Linked DNA regions of Homo sapiens: region 1 is linked to region 2. A link is a loop called in an ENCODE intact Hi-C map of the cell type or tissue named here. Cell type or tissue: lower leg skin. All regions are shown on one strand. Links, peaks and the distances in the headings refer to the core of each region. The heading gives the core; the rest is flanking DNA.

Evidence for each region. Peaks named below come from ENCODE experiments on the same cell type or tissue, not always from the same donor. Only the 100,000 strongest peaks of a DNase experiment are listed, where the experiment ranks them.
Region 1: a loop joins it to region 2, with 14 times the contacts of the local background. A loop is called at or near these places in 21 of 110 quality-filtered maps.

What each region holds. Positions count from the first base shown.
Region 1 is chr21:41,279,847-41,296,245 of GRCh38, forward strand. It overlaps BACE2 (beta-secretase 2), which reads left to right. Exons shown (of 9, transcript NM_012105.5): 9 at 1-2,684. Among named protein-coding and RNA genes, the nearest start is that of FAM3B, 29 kb to the right of the region's middle. RefSeq lists enhancers at 1-545, 546-1,100, 10,091-10,591. In lower leg skin, for the core only: no CTCF peak of the experiment used is centred there; no DNase peak of the experiment used is centred there.
Region 2 is chr21:41,370,887-41,376,715 of GRCh38, forward strand. All of the region lies in intron 1 of MX2 (MX dynamin like GTPase 2), which reads left to right. Among named protein-coding and RNA genes, the nearest start is that of MX2, 12 kb to the left of the region's middle. RefSeq lists enhancers at 2,529-2,673, 3,683-3,827, 3,701-3,845 and cis regulatory regions at 2,601, 3,755, 3,765. In lower leg skin, for the core only: no CTCF peak of the experiment used is centred there; DNase peaks (open chromatin) are centred at 655, 914 and 2,425.

The sequences.
Region 1 (16,399 bases), core at 6,373-11,372, 85 kb before region 2:
ACCTGGGAAGTTCCAGAATCTGAAAAGAGGGCAGGGCAAGAAGGAGCCAGAAGAGAGGTCCCACCCCTCAGTTGGCAGTGGGGCACGGAGGTCCGCATCAGCCAAGAACGTCCCCAGGATGCCGTGGGCACCTCATTTCACCCCACGTTTTTGGCACAGTCTACTTTTTAGGTATTTTGTAAAGGAACTTCTCAGGATTGATTATTTGCCAGAGGAACAATTAGGCCAAGAGAAACTTGCTTGACAGCCATGTGTAAAACACGTCTGTCCTAATCAAACTAGAGATGCCTCAAGGCCCACGCAGGACACAGGCAGGTTCAAGGTCATGCACCTGGAAATTTGTAGGGGAGGGTCAAGCAACTGAGGCCAAAGGGGGCCGGTAAAGTGGCTTCTGGGGTCTGAGCATCTGGAAGGCTCCTGGCAGCAGTTACCTGACAGTGTCGTTGAGGGGCACGGCAGCTGGGCCCTCACCGTTTCCGCCAGCTCTGCTGAGCCAGCCCAGCCCATGCATTCCGAACATCCGACAGCTTCTTTCTCCAGAATGTCTTCTGTCAGAGACTTCCAGGAAAGGAGCTCCCTCCTGTCTCACTGCTGTCAGCGTGGGAGCCCTGCTCCCCAGGCTCCACGTCCCCGGAAGGTCCATCTTGTCCTGGAGCACACCCAGCCCCATTCAGGGTCAGTGCAGGAGGGAACAGGGAATCTGCATTTCAGTAAGCTCCCCAGGTGAGGCTGCAGAGCAGAAACCACGGCTTTCAGACGTGAGCAGGCTCCCTGGGCTCTTGGTGTCACCCTGTTAGCCACATCTGCGGAATGTGGAAGGCAGAACATAGCCACGCTGCTTAGTGCTGCCAGCGAACCTCAGGTTGCATCAGTGGCTGGAATCTATCACAGCTGTTGGGGATACGTAACTCCCAGCAATAAATCCAGTATTTTCTTCCCTGCCCTGAGCTTCCTCTGGGTTTCTTATCAGCAGCTATTACACACAGATGTCCAGTGCTTCTAAACTAAATTGTACTGTGTAACTTTTACATCACACTTGTGTGCTTAAAAAGCACACCGTGGGTAGTGACTGGGCCAAGAGACATCACAAAGCTTCCTGATAAATTTGAATCCAGCCACGGCAAGAGCGACGTGCGGGTACCTGGTCCCTGATGCTTGGGTGCCCCGTTGAGCCTCGGGTACTTCTTGGACACTATTGTGAGAGCAGCCATCCTGGTGTCTCTGCCAGCATCTTGGGGAACGCTGTGATGGTAAAATATCTGTCTCTCCTCTGGGAATCAGGGCAGCCCTGAGAAGTGAGCAGTTCCCTTTACAGATGGATAATTGTTTGTGTAAGACCAACCAGATAAAGTCCAAACTGTGTAGAACACACGTGTGCCTCACACATAGCCATCTGAGTAAAATATTTTTTCCAATGTAGATTTATAATTAGAAATGACAGATTTATAATATAGACTTCAGTAAGTTGGGCACAGCTGTCACTTTCGTGGTATCAATAAAAGGCTAGAAACCTTGGGTGTCCTTGGCAACCTAGCCTTTGACATTGATGTTTTTCCATAGGATTTTCTTCATTTGGGTTGGAATAAAAATGCATTTTTATTCACAAGGCACAGACAGATAAGAATATCATAAGCAGGGAAGTGTCTCCAAAGGTCAGGACATATGTTTTTCTGTTGAGTGCTATATGTGGAGGTCATTGCAAGTTCCCTGATATGAGTATGGTTTCGCTTGCTACATTGTGCCTATTAAAGTAAAATTTTACACAAGCCTCGCATTTCTAAGATTAGTGTTCCTGAATGAAATGTTAAGAAAACATTAAAAGATTATCTCTTTTTAAGATGGAGGAAAAAAAGTGAACAAAGCTAATTAATCTATCATGAAAATTGCACAAAATAACATTTCTTAACAAATTTAATACAATTTTGTGTTCTTTGTTGCTAGTGGTATAAAACGAGATTTTTTTCCCTCATTTTTCTCATTGTAGATGTCATCTCTCACATTTATATCAGTGAGGTTTGAAATTCTGTGTAGCAGTTACTCAGCACATATGAGAGGGCAGCGAATGAATGAGATTTGTCATGTGCTAATAAAAGCTGAATTTTTGTAATCTAAAATGATGTATTTTCTACTATTGCTGTTAATTTGCATTGTTAAAAATTCTTAAAGTTTAATATGTTATGTTCAGTCATTGAAAGCGACCACTCATTTTTTTCTTAAAGTTGATGCCTTTTCTGCTGTGCTAGAGTCAGTATTTTGCTTCTGGCAGGAGAGCTGCAAACTGTGTATCCTCAAACAGATGCAAAAAGTAGTGCTTTGCAAAACGTTTGTTTTCTGTTTATCTCAGATTAACATCCTTTAATACAAGTTTCTTAAGTGTAACTTGTATTTCTGAAAATGCTTAAAATTATTTTATATTTCCCTTTGGGAATTTTTCTCTATTTCCAGCACGCTGATTTGATTTAAAAATGTAATAAGACCAAGAGTTGGAGTAAAGGGATATTCATTCCATGTTAAAAGTGGCTTCATAGCTACTGACAAATGTCTGAACTATTGTCGTGCCCTTCAAAACTGGAGTTTTCTAAAATAATCTTATTTTTATACTTGTATGTTCCAGCAATTTAAGATATATACCATTGAAAGGGAAATAAAACATTTTTGTTTATTTGAATAAATAATACTCCCAACCTGTTGCTTTTGGAATGTTTTGTAAATACTTCTCTTGGGTCACATGTCTGGCGGTCCATTACGTCCACTCCTTCATTGTGGGTTCCTGGAAAATGTCAAGGATAAAATGGAGTGGAAGGGAGGGTTCAGGCTCAATCATTAAGATGCAAAACATGCTGAAGGTGGGGAGGGTAAAGTGCTTTAGAGTCTGGAAACCCTACAGGTGGAAAGAAAACACCTGCAGAGAAGAAACTCAGTAAGCACATTTCAGCGGTCTTAAGGATGGGACAGATGGCTTAGCTTGGTCCTGGGGACTGAGGGTGACCAGGTTGGCAATGCCTGTGCGGTCACTCCCATGATCACCCTGCAGGGAGATGGCATTCTACCATTTCACAGACGAGAAACCATCTCTGAGTCACCTGCCCAGAAAAACACAGCTAAAAAGTGGAGAGGAACCCAGCTCTGTTCCCCTCCAACAGCCCAGCTCTTTCTCTGCACTACACTCTGGTCCATCCGCCATCCTGAACCACACTCTCAGAGCCTAATGCATCACTTGTGCCAGAAGAATCCAGTCTAGTGGTCAGTCTCTAGAGAAGGGTGTGCACCAATATGGGCACAGCAGAAGCTCTTAGTGAATGAAATGAAGATCATCCATGAGCCATGATCTAGCTGCTATGCCAATCCTTTAAATATACGCTGCTTTCAATGACTAGACACTTTTTGTCTGACAATATCCAAATGAGGAGAAAAGAAGGAATCTCCAACCATTAGGAGGTAAAGTGATAGTTACTGGAGAAACAGAGTAGAGTATCTGCTTTCTAGTAAGAAGGAGATGATTTATCCTATTTCGCCATCCCTAAGCTGGAGGGGACATAACGGATGGGATTTTCACGAGTCTGTCACTAGGTGGTGGTGTTGTAAAGCGTTGTGGTATACATAACGTTTGTGCCTCTTTCCCCATTCCGTGTAGCTTTCACAAAGCAGCTTTTTATCAAGTATGGGTATGTAAGTAGACTACATCCCAGAGCTTTTTCATTCTGTGCTTTATAGAATCTGAAAAATAGGCCAGCTAGAGGGGTACTCAATCTTAGAGGCAACCGCCAAATACACATTTCCAGCCCTGGCCTCTACCTGGGTTTTTAGACTTGTATCTCCAAGTTCCTTCTGGACGTGTCTGCTTGGCCATCACTGGGAAGGAAACTGAGGCACAGAGGTGCTATAAAGTCTCCAGGTTCTTCTGGAAATGACAGCCAGATTCAAAACACCAGTGTGTCTGGTTACCAGGCACAAGCTCAATCATTATGCCATTGCCTTTTTAAGGTTAAAGATTTAAAATTACATATGCTAAAATCAAAATGCTACGAGGAAAAAATATTGGGGAAAATATTTGTAACAAATATAAGGGCAGAAGCTGACATTTATCGAACAGCAAATTCTGGCCACGCATCCTGCCATTTCATTCTCAGAACAACCCACAACGAGGTGCACGTGGTACTAAAAACATTTTAAAACCCAAGGTCTGAAGACGGAGCTGCTCCCAAGGACAGGCTCAGGGAAATCAGGAGGTCCAGGGAGGGGAGAATCTCACCCCACAGGATGAGATGCCACAGGCCAAAGGCTTAAGAGTCATCTCAGTAAAAAATGTAAAAACAAAAAGACCTACTGTCTTCAGCATACACAGATTGTACGAAATAAGCCAAGTGTATTATTTTCTGTATTTGATGCTGTGATAGCTGGAGCCCTGTTGACCCTGAAAGGACTGCCTCTCTCAGGGTTGGCTAATTCTAAGAGAAAGTCAACGACTCCCCTGGCAGCCTGCCTTTTAGATGGAAACCCCCGATCCAGAGCGCACACCCATCCACCTCCTCTCTGGAGCTCTCACACTCAGGCCATATCCACCTGCCCTCATCACCCCAGAGCCAGGTACCAGACAACTAGGCACAATTTCCCTGCCCAAAGCCACTGAAATTATTCTAACTAGCCAAAGCTAAGCCTGCTTACCCTGCCTCTTCCCTTCTTTCCTACAGAAACCACAGTAAAGCCTCCTGTTCCGTCTTGCCCCATCCTTCGGCCTCCTGACTACCCCTGTGCTTTGCTGCGTGGCCCTCAGTGGCAGCTGTGCCTTCTGTTTTTAGGCATCTATGAATACAAAGAGCTTCTTTCTTTATGACAGTCTTTTGTGTGTCTGTGTGCCTTATTACACCTCATTAAAACAAATCCCAGATACCCTTCAAACACCAAGAATAGAAGAGTGTTAGAGTCCAGTAGAAAAACATGCAAGGGCTGTCAACCAACAGCTGGCCAAAGTGGGAATACAAATGGCCGAGAAACTGAGAAGTGTTCAATCTTATTAATGTATGCATAATATGTAAGTAATTACAGATAGAATGAACAAAGCTTTTAATTATTAATAGATGTCCAAGAGGTCACCCATCTTCTGCTTTGCTGATGGAAAGTGTAAATCAAAACAATCATTTCAAAGAGCCCTAAAAAATAGCCAAGTCATCTTTACATCAATACTTTCTTTAGAAATCTCTCCTAAAGAGATAGAAATATGGACAAAATGGGATAGGGTATAGAGCAAAAAAAGCAATTTGCTGAATATGCCAATATTTCATTGATTTTTAAAGGGAAATATCATATATGGATGTGAGAGTATAGAATTTAAGAGTGTAGTAAGTACATGAAATTCACACTAATCTATTACCCTCAAATTAGGACTCATACATAAAGGAGATGGCTTAAGGATGTTTAAATTAATTTTATTTTGTATTCAAGTAATACGTTGTAATGGTTTATTTTATGTGTCAACTTGAATGAGGCATAGGGTGCCAGGATATTTGGTCAATTATTATTCTAGATGTGTATATTAACTCAGGCCACCATAACAAATGCTATAGGCTGGGTGGCTTAAAAAAACAGAATTTTATTTTCTCTAATGTCCTTGAGGCTGGAAAGTCCAACATCAAGATTCAGTAGGCTCCTGGTGAGGGATCTCTTCCAGGCTTGCAGGCAGCTGCCTTCTTCCTGTGTCCCCACATAGCCTTTCCTTGGTGTGTGAACATGGAGATCTCTCTGTTGCTCTTTCTTTTCTCATAGGGTTGCCAATCATATTGGATTAGGATCTCATCCTTATGACCTCATTTAACCTTAATTACTTCCTAAATGCCCTATCTCTTATGCAGTGACATTGGGGTGAGGGCTAGGATTTTTGGGGGCACACAATTCAGCTCATAGCAGTGTGTCTGTGAGGGTATTTTTGGATGAGATTAACATTTAAACTGGTAGAATGAGTAAAGAAGATTGCCTTAAGGCAGGTGGGCCTCATCCAATCACTTGAAAGCCTAAATAGAATTTAAAACACCTGATCATTTTACAAGCCCAAACTCCTCCTGCTTGATTGCTTTCACCTGGGACATGAGCCTTCTACCTTCAGACTCAGACTGAAACTCCAGCTCTTCTTGGGTCTGTAGCCTGCCAGCTTTTGGACTGTAACTTACACCATTTGTTCTCCTGGGTCTCCAGCTTACAAACTGCAGATCTTTGGATTTCTTAGCCTCCATAATCATGTAAGCCAATTCTTTTTAGTCAATCTCTCTAGAGAATGATATAGATAGATAGATAGATAGATAGATAGATAAATAAATGATAGATAGATATTCTGTTTCATCTTATATATGTTCTGTTTCTGTTTCTCTGGAGAACCCTAACTAATGCATACAGTTAGTCATTATTAAACATTAAATAGTTTCAAGAAGCTTATCACGAGGTGTCTACTGCCTCACTTCTCCCCACCTCAAGGTCCTACTGTGTAGTGGTAGTTCCTCCTCCACCAAATCTTCTGTTTGCCTTGATGGTTGCTTGCATATTTCCAAATTGTATATTCATGCTCTGTTTGTTATCTGGTCAGCCAATAGCCTTGATTCCATTGATTTAGTAATTGGCAATCTGAGCATTTTCTAAATTCCTACATAGATTGGGCCCATTGCCAGACTCTCCTGATCCCATCTATGTGTCTGTTTTTGCATCTGTGCCTGCAGTTTTTGTTACTATTGTTTATTAATGTGATCTTTAATGTGTAGCTGGCCAGTCTCCCCCAGTTAATCATCTTACGTGATATTATCACAAATGTGTTCATCTAGATATCCTTTAGAAATACTGAACAACTTTCTTTAAATTCTCCTTTTGAGATTTGTTTTGGAGTTTCACTAAATTTATAAATGAATTTAGAGAAAATTTACTTCTTCACAATACTGAGCCTTCTAATTCAAAAGAAAGGTATACTTCCATGTTTAAGTCATTATATGTCCCTCGGTAGAGTTTATTTTATGTAGCTCCATGCCTATTTCTTGATACCTTAATTCTCAAGGATGTGGGATGTCCTGTTGTCATGAATGGGGGGCCTCTTTACCTATTAGGCACATACTAGCTGTGTGACCTTAGCAAATTACTTAACCTCTTTCTGCTTCAATTTCTCAGCTGCGATATGGGACGAGCAGTAGTACTACATCACAGTGTTGGTATACTAATTAGCTGAGCTAATTTTGTAAAGTACTTGGTATAGTGTTTGTCACAGACGCACTGCATGTGATGGTTAATTTAAAAAAAAATAGATTAAAATTTGCAAATTCTTTTTCCAGTTTGTTGTATCTTTTGACTTTGCCTGTGTTTGGTTTTTTGTTTTGGCCTTTGAAAAAAAGTGCATACATATATACATTCAAATATGCTAAACATGTTTTAATAAGGATAATGGATTTGGGTCCACTGGAAAGGGCTTCCCAACTCCAAGTTTCTAAAGAAACCCTTTCCTGTTTTCTTTTAGAATATTTATGATTTGATTTTTAACACTTTAATCTGTTTGGAATGTATGCTCAGGCAAGATGTGAGGTATGATTTTACCCAGTTGTTGAATGGTTTGCCCTGTTGTTCCAACATTATTCTTTAAATAATTCATCCTTTCCATTGGTTTGACATGAAACTTTATCACACACTTAATCGTTGTGTGTGTTTGGGCTTCTTTTTTGACTTTATTTTTCCACTTACACTTCTCTTCCTCTTGTCTGTCCAAGCACTTGCCAGCACTAGGCTGTATTATAGTTTAAAAATTAATACTAGCCATCATGGCTGCTTCATTCACATTACCCTTCTATTTCAAAATTTCCATGGATATTTTTATTTTTTCATATGAGCATTTAAATCAGCTGTTATACACTCCCCTAACAAATATTTATTGTAATTTTATTGGGATCACATACGTTTATAATTTAACTTAGGGAGACTTGACACCTTTCTGATGTTGAATTATCCTGTCTAAGAAGGGGAAGTGTGTTTCCATTTGTTAGTTTTTCCCTTTTTGTTCCTTAAGAGCATTTTAAAGTTTCCTTGATTGCTATCTTGCCAATTTCTTATTAAATGTATTTGTAGGTATTGATCTTTTTGGTTGTTAATGCAAATGAGGCCTTTTCTTCCACTAAATCTCCTAACTGGTTGTTGTTTGTGAATACGAAAACTGGTGATTTCTATGTATTAATTCTTACTGTGTTTCATAGTAAATTATTTTGTTTGAGATTTTTCAGGTATTTTGGAGTGTCCAGGTATACAATTGTATCATATGCAAATACCCATAGTATTTCTTCATTCTTTCTAATTTTAGACCTCTGTTTTCTTTCTCCTATCTAATTACATTGTCCGGTACCTGTAGCATAGTGTTTAATAGTAATGGGCATTTTAAAAATTTTGTTCCTAGCTTTTTAAACTGGTACTAGTGGCTGAGAGATATATAACTTATTATGTTGAGGAAATAGCCATTTATTTCTATTTGATTGAGAATTTTATTAAAAGTTTTACAATTTTATTAGATGTCTTTCATCATCTATGGAAGACATCTGATTTATTGAATAGATTTAAGAACATGTTGAATTATATTACTAGACATCCTAATATTGAATCATGTGCATTTCTAGAATAACTTCTGTTTGGTCATGATATCTTTTAATGTGCTTAAGATTATGCTTTATTTAGCATTTTTCTAACTGTAATTGCAAATTTAGTTGGTCTGTAGTTTTCTTTTTCTGTCAGTGTTGTATGTCAAGTGTCACTGTTTGCTTCATAGAAATAATTTGGATGTTTTTCCTTTTTTCTAGGCTCTAGATATGGCATTATGTACTCTTTAAAAATGTGGTAGAATTCCCTTCAGACACTCTCTGGTCCTGGTGTTATTTTGAGAGGCAGTGCCTTGATGAGTTTCTCTGTCTTCTACGGAAATAATCTGTTCAGATTTTTTATCTCTACTGTATCAGTTTTGATAAATTATATTTTCTTATAAAATTATTCATCTAAGTTTCCAAATTAAGCAGAACAGTGTTATGATTTTTTAAATTTCTCCTGCTTTTATAGTTGTTTTCCCTGATTTCCTATATTGTATGTTTTTATGCACACACACACTCTCTCTCTCTCTCAAATTCTTAGCTCATGACTTATCTATTTTATTAAGAATTTTTTTCCTAAAGGTTTAATTCATTAGTTCTACTATTTAATGCTCTTATTACTTTGTTTTTGTTTTTATTACTTTTGCCTTGTTTAGTTTTGATTGATAATTCACTTGTTTTCATTCTGTTACACTGGCATAAGCATTTATGGCAATAAATATTCCTCTACGCACTGATGTAATTGTTTTTCAAATATTCTGATATGTCTTTATTTTCTAAAAAGTCTACATTTCTTCTGTTTATTTTCTCTTTCACCAAAGAGGAGTTTAAGAGACATTTTTGAAATTTTTTAGTGGAAGGTGCTTTTTGTTTTCTGGTAATTTCCACTCGAGTTGCCCTGTGATTATAAGTGTGGTCTATAACAGTGGTCTCCAACCTTTTTGGCACCGGGGACCGGTTTAGTGGAAGACAGTTTTTCCACGGGTGGGAGGTGGGGGATAGTTTTGAGAAGAAACTGTTCCACCTCCGATCATCAGGCATTAGTTAAGATACTCATAAGGAGCCTGTAATCTAGATCCCTCGCCTGCGCGGTTCACAACAGGATTGCTCTCCTATGAGAATCTAATGCCGCCTCCGCTGATCTGGCAGGAGGCGGAGCTCAGGCGGTAATGTTCCCTCGCTCACCTCCTGCTGTTAGGAACTAGGCTGCTCACCTCCTTCTGTGCAGCCTGGTTCCTAATAGACCACAGACCGGTACCAGTCCACGGCCCGGGGTTGGGGAAACAGGTCCAGGATGTGGAACTTGAGATTTTCTTTATGGCTCAGCACAGACCAGTTTGCATGTTCTATGGGTGCTTGAAAAGAAGGTGCATTCTTTCCTTCGTGGTAGATAATTTGAACTATATCCATTGATGCTATTCTATTATGCTGTGTAGCTTTGCCATATCTTTACTCTTTAATGTGATCTGTCCTGGACTGAGAGAACTGACGCCTACTACCAATGTGTTTTTATCTGTTTCTGTTGCACTCAGCTAATCTCTGTGTTATAAACATTGCTGCTGTATTGCTTTGTCCGTACGTATTATGTGTTATAGACCTAGGAATCTCTCCTTTAAAAAATAAGGCAAAGTGCTTCGCTTTGAAACATTTAATGCCTTTGGTGTGAATTACTCCTTGACTGGAATGAAGTCTCCAGACCTCGCTCTGTGGTTGTTTGCAGTGGCATCCTAGGAAGTACCCATCCCTTTATTTCTTTTCCTATTAATTCCCTCTTTCACCATGGAATGATGGACCAGCTATTCACAGGAGGCTCCACAAGCGCAGAGGGTGTGGGCGGCCTTCCAGTTTCCACCCAACCTTCCAGGCGTGTCTTCCAATAGTCCCCGTGTCTCTGCGGCCAGGGAGACAGTCTGTCTTCTGGGAACCGGAGCATGTGCGTGTACGGTTGCAGAGCCTAACTCTTCTGACTCAGTGTCCATGAACCCCACTGCCCTGCAGCCCCGCTTGCCTGCTTTTCCATTCCCACTGTGAGAAGGAGGGATACGGCTTTGACGTTTCGTGCTGAGCTCCTCACTAGGGAATGTTTTTGGTGCCTTCTGAGGCTGGGCGCTGCCGAACCCTCTGACCACTAGCACCCCCGTCTCCTCGTCCCCTCGTCCCCTCCCCACGCTCTCCGCCCCGCCCCAGGGTTGCAGCTCCTGCACATTCTTTGCCCTCTGCGCCTCCCTCTGCCCCCGAGTTTCACTGGAAATGCAGCCTTTGGGGATCTGTGGTTCGTTTTGTTTTGTTTCATTTTTCTTGTTGTTCTTCTGGGATTTCCAGGAGAAGGGAGCAGTTGCTAACTTATATGTGATGTTTACACTGGAAGTTTTTATTGGATATATTTTGCCCTTCAGTACTCATTGTATGTTTTTTGTATCATTTTAAGGTTTTTTTCTACAGGAATGTTTTAGTTTGGTTATTTAAATGTTTTTAACTTTTTATTGAAACTTGGATAATGATTTATTACAGAAATGCTCGCAGCTGTGTTATTCAAGGTGGAAAAAAATTGAGGTGATCTAAGTGTCCAACAGTAAAGAAATCGAGTAATTGTTACACACCCATAGGGTGGATTATTCAGTAGCCATTAAAAATAGACTTTAACCATTTTAAGGTCAGGAAATAATATTATTATTAAAAGAAAAAATATAAACTGTCTATGCAGTGTGATGCACAATTTTGAATGCACACTTCCCACACACACACACACACAGAGAAAAGAAAAAAGACCAAAGACCAGAAATAAATGTACCAACAAGTCAAAGAAGTGAGGTTAACAAAATTACAAGTAATCTAAAATATTCTTGGAAAAAGTCTGTATTTCCTAAAAATATATCATTTTTCCAATCAAAATATAAATCAGCCTATTATCATCTTCCTGGCCCCACATTTGATCTCGTTCCTGTTCCACTCCCTGTCTTGGTGGATGGTGCCCCGGCCCCCATAGCCTGGGATGGAAGCCTGAGTCATTCCTGCCTCCTCCGTTCCCTTCACTCCCCATACCTGACTGGTCATGAATCCTTTTGGTTCTGCCCCCTAAACAGCTCCAATCTTTGCACCTTCACTGGGATTGTTCTAATGATCTGTCTTCTGATCTTGAGTTAGTTATTTTCTTATTTATCTCCCAGCCTTTATCCTCTCCCACCTTGATACCACTTCTCCATGGATTGTGCCAGTACCAGCCTAAACACTTCCCATGGCTCCCTGCAGCCTACAGGAGAAAATGCAAATTCAACCAGTCAAGGCCAGCCCCAGTCTGACTCGAATCTACCTCTCCCGCCACACACCTGCTGCACTCCAGTCTCTAGGGACTCTGAATTCTAGCATTGAACCTAGAGTCAAGAATGACCATCAAATTCTGTCAGCACTGGCCACACAACAGACTCTGAGCAACCAGCACAAATCCTGGCCATGCCAGCTGCCATGGGCGGCCAAATCTTCCCTGCCTAGAACTTAATAGATGCTCAACAGACATGGCTTGAACACATGAGGAATGGAGGGAGGTGATTCAGTCTGATGCCCCTTTTCAGACAGAACGAGTGTTAAGCCATGCTAGGAAAATGATGATGTCTCAACTTAGAGTTGTTAAAGAGTAGAAACCCCAGATTCCGCATGGCTGATACACAGCAGGCGAGCCCTAAAATTGGGGCTTAGCCCAGGAGGGTTCTTGGCTTCGCCCAGCAAAGAACTCAAGGGTGAGCTGATGGTGTTAGGCAGCAGCTTTTATTGAAGTGGCTGTGTGCACAGCAGCAGCAGAGGTACTGCTGTTTGCAGAGCAGGGCTACCCTGTAGGCAGTGTGCCTAGAGTAGCAGCCCAGAGGCAGTTCTGTGGTCACGTTTATACCCACTTTTAATTATATGCAAATTAAAATGTGGATTATGCAAAAATTTCTAAAAATAGTGTGGTAACTTCCTGGTCATTGGGTCATGGCCATGGAAAGGGGCGGCAACATTCAGGTGTTTCCCTGGCAATGGTAAACTGACATGGCACTGGTGGGCAGGTCTTACGGAGAGGGGCTTTTGCCTCTTTCCTGTTTCAGCTAGTCCTTAATCTAGTCCTTCATCTTGGTTTGGTGTCCAAGCTCTACAGAGTCAAGTCCCACCTCCTACTGAGAGATGAAGCCAGCTGGGCTTCTGGGTCATGTAGGGAACTTGGAGAAGGGAACTTGGAGAACTTTTCTGTCTAGCTAAAGGATTGTAAATGCACCAATCAGCGCTCTGTGTCTAGCTAATCAGTATTCCGTAAAAACGGACCAATCAGTACTCTGTAAAATGGACCAATCAGTTCGCTGTAAAATGGACCAATCAGCTCGCTGTAAAATGGACCAATTTGCAGGATGTGGGTGGGGCCAAATAAGGGAATGAAAGCCTGCCACCCCAGCCAGCAGCGGCAACCAGCTGGGGTCCTCTTCCAGTCTGTGGAAGTTTTGTTGTTTCACTCTTTGCAATAAATCTTGCTGCTGCTCACTCTTTGGGTCTGCACCACCTTTATGAGGTGTAACACTCACAGTGAAGGTCTGCAGCTACACTCCTGAAGCCAGCGAGACCACGAACCCACAGGAAGGAAGAAACTCCAGACATATCTGAACATCTGAAGGAACAAACTCCGGACACACCATCTTTAAGAACTGTAACACTCACTGCGAGGGTCACAGATTCATTCTTGAAGTTAGCAAGACCAAGAACCCACAGGAAGGAACCAATTCCGGACACACTACTTCACAGCAACCATTGCAATACCACTTAATGTTTTGATTGAGCAGTGTCAGGTCAGGGCATGCTCCTGTGTTATCTCCATACTTGTCCTTGCACTTTTGCTTTTCCCTTTAATCCTTTCAGCAACCTCACTGGGTAGCTAGAACAGACAGTATCATGTGTTATAGAAAACAGAGGCTCTATCGCTCAGTGCTTTGCTGGGTGCCTTTCCAGTCAGGATGTCCAAATTGGTCAACTGACTTGTACGAATCTTATTACTTATTAAATCCTTGGGAATTTCAGAGGCATATACTTATTTCAGTTGTAAGATTATTTCTTTATTCTGTATTCACCAACCTTGTGCACTGTCGCTTCATTTCCTTGGCCCATGTTTTATATGATTCAAGTTTGAGTTACCATCTTCCTTCTGTGAACTTTTATGCATTAAGGGCATCCCTTCTTTCATTGGTCAGCTGACCTGTGTGTAGGTAAGGAGGAAACATTCAAATAGAAATTTGCATCCTTGGCCCTGAACACTAAACTACCCGCTGAAACAAGAGCCACATTCTCTCCTATGAATCACTAAATCAATGCCTTGTTTATGGATTTCATTTTCATTCACTCAAAACTTAGGGCATCAATAAACGGAGGAAAAAGACGATAAAATACTGAAATGAGTGAAAGTCAGGAAACTTAAATCGCAGTCTTGTTGACGTAGGAGGGAGAGAAGGGGCTAGAACAATGGTCTACAACTTCTCTCTTTGTTCTTGCTCATGGGCACTTTCCTCTATTGGCCCTGAACTCTCTCTTGCCTTCAAGTCTCACTAGATTTTCCTTGCACAGAATTATCTAGGTCAGGGCTTCTCAGAGTTGAATGTGTATGTGAGTCACATGGGGATTTTCTTAAAATGCATATTCTGATTCTGTAGGTCTGGGGTGGGCCTTCCTGACGAGTTCTGGGGCAATGCTGCTGGTCCATGGCTACCCTTACCAAGATCTAGGTTACAATTCCTCCCCTAGCCCCACCTTCACTAAACTCTCTCCCTGGTTACTGCCGCTCATCCTTCAGGCCCCAGCCAGGCCTCACCTCCCCCTGGAAGCCCTCCTGGTCCTCCTGAGGTGGGATAAAAATCCCCACCCTAATGATATTGATTAGTTTGGCCTATATCTGAACCTGCCGTTGAACACTGTTCCACCAGGGTCCTGCACCATGCCTGGCTCCTGAAAGATACTCAGTGACTCTTCCAAATCCAAATCGAATGAATGAATGATTGCCTGTATGTTTTGCTCTGTGCTTTCTACAGTCTCATTAAAACATTTTCAGTCCCCATACAGTAAAAATGTGAAATGTGCTTGTGTGTGTGTGTGTGTTTGGGCATGCATGTGTGTGAAGATCCATTTCTATACCATGCACTCAGCAAAGACACACTGATTTCATTCTTGCAGAGCTGCTGCTATCCTCCCCATCAATCCTCCTGTGCCTTCCAGCCCCTCCCCTGCACTCCCACTCTCCACCCTTCCACCTGCACTTAGCAGGAAAGAGCTCCAGGAGGAGGAAGAGCATGTCTCCATTTGTCCCCTCCCCCTGTGCACAGGTGGCCTCAGGTGACTCCTCTCCTGATTCCTAACATGTGCAGCCTTCCTTCAGTTATCAGAAGGCATTTGTTTCTCTCATTTTCTGAAACCAGCTCCAGTGGTGAGTCCCAGGCTTGCTCTTCCTAAGGCTTCTGTGGAGCAGCCATCTACCAGATACAGGAGGGGGCCACTCTGACAATTCCTTCCCTGTAAGATGGGAATACTAACACCCACCTTACCAAGATAGCCCAGGTGTGCATGGCTCAGATAATAGTTTTGCTTACCTTCCTGTCCCAGCATGTAGCACATTGCCTGGCAGATATCAGGTACTCAACAAATATTCTTTCACTGAATATATCGTTGAAGGAAGAAATGAAAGCATTTGGTAAGCTGAACTCTTAGAAGAAATCAGAGGTATTAATACAGACAGTTTTAATGTCTTTGAAAGAGAAGAGAATGAATCCAATCAATAGAACTGCCTCCCAGGTGTAGGAAAATTGAGGTATTCCTCTTGGTTCTTTACTAGGGAAACCACAAGTAGCTTTGTAAAAATGCAGTGACTCAAGTTGTCAGAGGGAGAGGAAGAAGGAAGAGGTGGTTCCTCCCATCGTCATTAAAATAAACCTGGTTCTTTACCTATTTGCTCACTCGTTTATTCTGTTAGTCCCCAAATATTTGTGGGGTGCCAGTGTACTCCAAACCCTGTCCTCGGCCCTGGGGATTCAGTTGGGAAGCAAAGGCCCTGTCCTCATGGAACATGAGTCTAGCAGAGAAGGGGGGTCACACTCCAGGTAATAAACAGGTTAACAAGTGAATGTCTAAAATAATGCCAGGTGCCATAGGTGCTATGGAGGAGGGAAAAAAGGCAGAGAAAGAGGAGAGTGATGGGAGGGGGGGTGCTAATTTAGAGAAATACCCCCATGGCCAACATCCCATCCCATCCCACCCATTATTATGGTCCCTTTCCACAGCGTCCCTCACAGCCTGCTCTTTTGTGACTTTTCCCATCTTGGAGGCTAACCTTGGTAGTGACAGCCCAGCAGCCATCATCTGCACAAACATTTGGGGGAGGTTGGAGGAAACTCCAGGAACTGGCCTTTCAAAAGCCAGAGTAGCATGCCAACAGGCAGGCCTGCCCTCTGCCCCACCAGCCCTGCGGTGGGTGTGGTGACAGGCTGTGCCCTGCAGGCTGGGACTCGCTTCTGGGTCCCCTTCTCACTCACGCTTCTGTGGCAGCCCTTGCCCCACCAAGAGGCAACCCTTGTTCATATACCAGGAAGCAAGGGTCTGGCAGGAATGCCATTTGGGAGGTGTCTAGAAGGGCAAAGTACTTGAGAAGTGCATTTTCTCAGTAACAGCAGCCAGCTCACTCACCCCACTCCCTGATTAGGACATCATTAAGGTTTCCTTTCATTCTGCCCTCCTTACCTCCACCCATTCTACCCAACAAGGCCCACCTCGGGAACACCTTCATCTTCTCACCTGCCTGCCCTGCCAGT
Region 2 (5,829 bases), core at 24-5,023:
ATTCAGTAGGGGAATGCTCACGATTTGTGTGGTTCCTGGAGTTGGAAATGGGTGGCAGATCCAGCAAGAGGCAAGATTTCCAAATGGACTGCTGAGTCATTCTTAGGGTGGGCTAGGAGAAAATGTGTTTTGGTCTGAAGGAGGGAGGAAGAAGACAAAAACAAGTAAATTAGAAAACGTGGTTGCAGGATTGAAATCTGATCCTGAAAAAGAGAGAATAGCCATGAGTATAATGTTTAAAAATACACACAAAGAAATCCACTGTGGTGGGAGTCACAAGAAGTTCAATCATTATCTGGTCTCGTCATCTCGAGTGAAGCTGTCCACTCCCAAAGCCGACTGCTTGGTCCATAGCTCTTAGTTTTTGCATCTGGAGGCTTTTGTGGTTAGTGTTGGTTTGAGGTCATTTGAGCTGATCCATTGGTCTGGGTTTGTTGCCTGTTTCTACTGACTCTTGAGTACTTGGGTCAACACCTTGGATCTTGACTGCCCTGGCATTTGCTAGGAGGACCTGAAATGGCTCCTTCCAAAGAGGTCTGAAAAGTTTTTGCCTTGAGGTCTCTTCCAGCGGACCCACACCAGGCTGGAGGTCAGAAAAGTCTGGCCGGCATTTCCTCTGGCTGGCATTTCCTTTGGGCACGAGACTTGGTGTGTGAGGCTAATCCTTGACAATGCTTAACTGCGTACATGAAATGGAGCAGAGCCAGGCCTTGCTGGAGTTACTCCTGGTCATGTACAGCATCTGGTTATGATCTCATGGGGTGCTGGACTAAGTGAGCACTCAGAGACGGTCACGCCAATAGCCTATTATATCCTCGACCTAGGAGTTAAGGAGTAATCTTCTGCTTACTCCTTAAGCAGCTCCTTAAGGAGCTGAGGCAGATAAATTGGGTGTGGCAAGCGGGGTGTCTGCCAGGCCCAGGAGCCCCGGCTGTCACCAGTGCATGATGTGACTTTGGGTGAGCCACATCTTCTGCTTACAGATAGAGGCCAAGACCGCACGGCCAATAAAGCTGGTGGCAAAACTCAAAGCCCAGAGAGATGGAGGGTTTTTTATAGTTAGGGAATTTCAGCTTCAGTGTGTGATTGATTTTGTATTTTGCGAACACCGAGGGTGATTCAGACAGTGAAGTGTCTGTGTTAGAAGAAGGACCCTCCAGGACAGTAAGTCTATAATCTTTTGATAGGAAGATAGGTATTGTCCATGCTGAGAATAGAAAGTCTAGCAAGAGGTAGACTTGCTATCATGAACCCATGGCTCTGAATCCTGTCTCACCTTTACAGTCTTGCCTGGGTTATATTGGTTGCAGATGAGATAGGACTCTACCACTTCCTGGGCCAATTCCAGAAAATTTCCTGACCAATATGCATTGCATGTAAAACTTAATTTACCTTTTCCATGATGCAAACAATTATGGAGTAATTTAGCTAGGAAGGCTCATGGCACTCAAGGACAGGTGTTCTGAGATGACCAGATTCCATCTTTATTAAGAAACTATTTTTGAGATTGCCAATATTACTTGTCAGAAGTTTGCATCGATTATTATGAGTCAATTATAAATGGATCCAATTTTCTTTCTGAAAGTTTGGTGGATAGATGTCAGTTACTATTTTAGAACTCTTAATATAGTATTTAAAGCTATTTTTTTTTAACATGAAGTCAGTAAGGACATCGCCCTTGACTTCTGGCATGGCTTCTCAACTAAAAGCTTCTACTTTAGTATCTCATACCTCCTTTGGATATTGGGTAGCTTCTAATAAGTTACTGATCCCTTACTCATTTTTGATGTGAACAATCACAGATATCATAAATCCTCTGTGCTTCCGTAGCATCCCCAAATCATAAGCAGCTCCAAATGCCCATCTTATCTATTCTTGGTATAAATGCTTACTGTTTTATCTCTTAAAATAATGTGACTTGAAGTCAGGACTACAGCTTAGCCACTGGGAAATAGCTCACATGAAGAGATAGAACATTTTGATGGGTGCATGGCAGTTTCCTACGCAGGAAATGCTTTCGCCATTTTTATTGTTTTTTCCTCCACAGCCTTTATTAAGCTCCTACTGTATGCCAGGTACTTTGGGCTGCAGGTACAGCTGTGAAAAAAAACAGGTAAAAATCCCTGCCCCCCTGGGGCCTTATTGCAGCTGGGGAGACAGGAAACAGGCAGAATCCATCAGGAAAGATATCGTGCAGATGGTGGGAATGCAGCTTTTGACTGTTGCCTCCCCCATCAGATCCTTAGCACCAAAAAAGGTGGCAGTGTCTCCCGGCTGGGTGTCCAGAGCCTGGCACACAGCAGGCACTCAATGAATGTTTACAGAGTGGATGAAGACTCACATTGACTCAGGAACTGCAGCTCAGAGAGAGCAAGGAACCCAACCAGGGGAGCCATGGAGCTGAGGCAGATAAATTGGGTGTGGCAAGGGGGGTGTCTGCCAGGCCCAGGAGCCCCGGCTGTCACCAATGCATGATGTGACTTTGGGTGAGCCACACCCTCTCTGTGCCTTGTTGGGAGTAGGCACTGGAGAGCAGGGGTGGGAGCGGTCATTAGGATGAGGTGTCCTGGAAGCCCACCCCTGCCAGGGCCCTCCAGGCTGCAGGCAGTCTCCAGCCCGAGGCCCTTTGGAGTTGTGTGGCTCCCCCTCCAGCTGCTCTGTCCACAGATCTTCCTGCTCTCCCCAACTCCCCTCTGCCCTTCAGCCCCACAGCCAGCCATTAGCTGACTTGTTGACCATGACTTCAAAGCATCCAGAATCCAGTCGGCTCTCACCACCCTCTTTGCCATTGTTTCCAAAAGGGTGTTGCCCCTGGGTTTGTCTTTTGGAGCCCCCCAGGAGAAGGGAGGACTTCAAAGACAGAAAGAGAGCTAGGCACCAAACCTCAAGCAGGCCTTGCTTTCCCAGACTCTCAAACTTAAAAAAAAAAAAAAAAAAAAAGCCAGACAGAGACAGGCAGGTGTCCTCCCAGCCGGGCCTCGATGGCTGTACTGCACCCCCCTCCTAAACAGCAGGCGGGAACCAGCCCTGGGACAGGCTCCACACACTCACTGAGCACCGCCTCCTGCACAGCGCAGTCCCTGCTCTCAGCCTGAGCAGGCGCAGCAGCCCTGCCCTCCCAAGAAAGGGGATGGTGAGAAGCCTAGTGTCCCCTCCACAGAGACCAGCGCCACACATGACAGCCACACATGACAGTGTTGGTACCAGCACTCAGTCTTTGAGCCACAAGTGCTTATAAGATGTAAGTAATAGTACGGAACCCTCCCACATCCTCAGGAGGAACGGTCAGCCCCATTTTCTAGATGTGAAAACTGACACCCAGAGAGATTTCAGCACATGCTCTGGGTCCCCGGGTCCCATGCACAGCCCTTGTGCTGGACGGCCCCAACCCTACTTTCTAATTCTTTATCCTAAACCCGGACTGTGGGCCTCATCTTAGGGAGATGGTGCTGCCACCTGCCTCTGGAGGACACTCTGCCTTGGCCTAGTCCTGCCCTGCCCCTCGCCGAGTGGAGCCTCCACAGAGGCTTGTGCATGGCTTTGGGATCCCGGGCGGCAGGAGTAGGGTCTGGGCTGGTGAGCAGGGACGGGGAAGGCCCCGACAGCAGACCCCATGAGGATGACTGGGCTCCATCCTACGTGGACCTTCTAACGAGCCACATGGAAGCATGTCCATCTGAGAGGTGGGAGAAGGAGGAAGTTGTCCCCAGTTGTCCCACCTCAGGATGGGAGGTTGCCCCAGGGGCTAGCTTCCCACTTCTCCAGGCTGCCATGCTGAAAGCCGGCAGGTGTCGCAGGTAGCAGATGTGGCAGGTTGCTCGAGGGAGAAACTCTGGACGCATGAGATTCAGTTGTACAGAGCCTGAGTCCTGTGGCCTGGCCCAACTGTCCCAAAGCCCCAGCACTCTGGCTGTGTGTAAACCTTACCTCTTCTTCATGCCCTTCCTGGTCCATGGCTGTGTCCTTTATTGTACCTGGTCTCCTTATCTTCAAGGGTGCCCATCACACCACTCTCCAGCTCAGAACCCTCCAAAGGCCTCCCTCACACCCACACACAATGCAAGACCTCTGCCCACATCTTGCAAGCCTTTTTCCTCCCTCTTTTTCACCAGTCACACTGACCATCTTCCTATTCCCTGAGCTCATTCCGACCTCAGGACCTTTGCACATGCATTTCCTCTGCGGGAGAGGCTGGTCCCCACTTCCTCCAAGCCTTGCTCCTCTGCCCATTCCCAGGCACACCCTCCAGTGGGCACCCAAGTTACCCTCACCCCAGAATCTCAAGCCCACCACCTGTCTTTCTCCAGACACTCCCTTGTCACCTGGAGCCTGGTTGGTTGGTATATTTGTTTTGGCATTTCCCTGCTAGGATGGTGTGCCAGGAGTGAGGGCTTGGTCTGACTTGATCACCACAATAACCACGTGGTGGAAAGTGCCTGGCACATTCAGAGTCGTACCCTTGTATGAGTCTGCTCAGGCTGCCATGGCAAAAGACCACAGACTGGGTGGCTTAGACAACACACATTGGTTCTCTCACAGCCCTGGAGGCTGGAAGTCCCAGATCAAGGTGTCGGCAGAGCTGGTTCCTTCTGGAGGCCCCAGGGGGAATCTGTGCTCTCCTCCCAGCTCCTGGTGGCTGTGGCAGAGGCCTTGGCATTCCCTGGCCTGGGCTGCAGCACTGCAGTCTCTGCCTCTGTCTTCACAGGCCCTTCTCCCTGTGTGTCTCCAGGTCCCAAATCTCCCTCTGCCTGTCTCTGATAAGGACACCTGTGATGAGATTTAGGGCCCATTCTAAATCCAGGATGATCTCATCTCAAAATCTTCACCTTAATTATATCTGCAAAGAGTCTTTTTCCAAAAAAAAAGTCATGTTCCCAGGTTCCAGGTGAACATAAATTTTGGGGGGACTGTGGGGACACCATTCAGCCTCCTAGATCCACATTACTACTAGAGGAAAGGGGGATACAGTGTGATCCAGAGTGTGGGGGGCTCCTGCCCGGAGCACAGGCCCAGCTCTGAGTCCTGGCTTAGGCGTCATTGGCCCTCCCGGATGTCAGTTTCTTGACCCTGAAAATCCAGATAAGGGCCAAATGCATAGGCTTGTTGTGAAGCTTAAATGTATGTCTCAGCATGGTGCTGCCCTCATCTGAGTGCAGGCCACAGCCTGAGAACTGGGGCCCAACACCTGCTTCTCCCACACTCCCCTGGTGCCTGGCCAAGCCCGGGTGTGAGGCCAGGTCTGGCTTCCAGCAGGCCCAGGAGGTGCTGCCTGTCATCTCTGCACACCTAATGGTTCTCCTGCCTGGTGCTGAGCCACAGAGACCTGATGCCATAGATGACACAGACCATCAGAAGTGACAAAGGAGACTGGGTGTGGTGGCTCACGACTGTATTCCCAGCACTTTGGGATGCTGAGGCGGACGGATTGCTTGAGCTCAGGAGTTTGAGACCAGCCTGAGCAACATGGCAAAAAACCCATCTCTATAAAAAATACACACACACAAAAAAAACTAGCTGGGCATGGTGGTGCATGCCTCTAGTCCCAACTACTCGGTAAGCTGAGGCAGGGGGACTGCTTGAGTCCAGGGAGGTTGAGGCTGCAGTGAGTCCTGATTGCACCACTACACTCCCCCACTGGGTGACAGAGTGAGACCCTGTCTCAACAACAACAACAACAACTACAAGTAGCAAAGGAACATTGAGACTCTACTGGGAATGTGGAGTCCACTGCCCCCCGTTCCCCAAGCCCGGGCCGGTAGAAATCCACTTGTGCTCTGTGGCTGCCAAGAGCCCCTCCTGCAGACAGGGGCCCTGCACTGGACCCCTGGT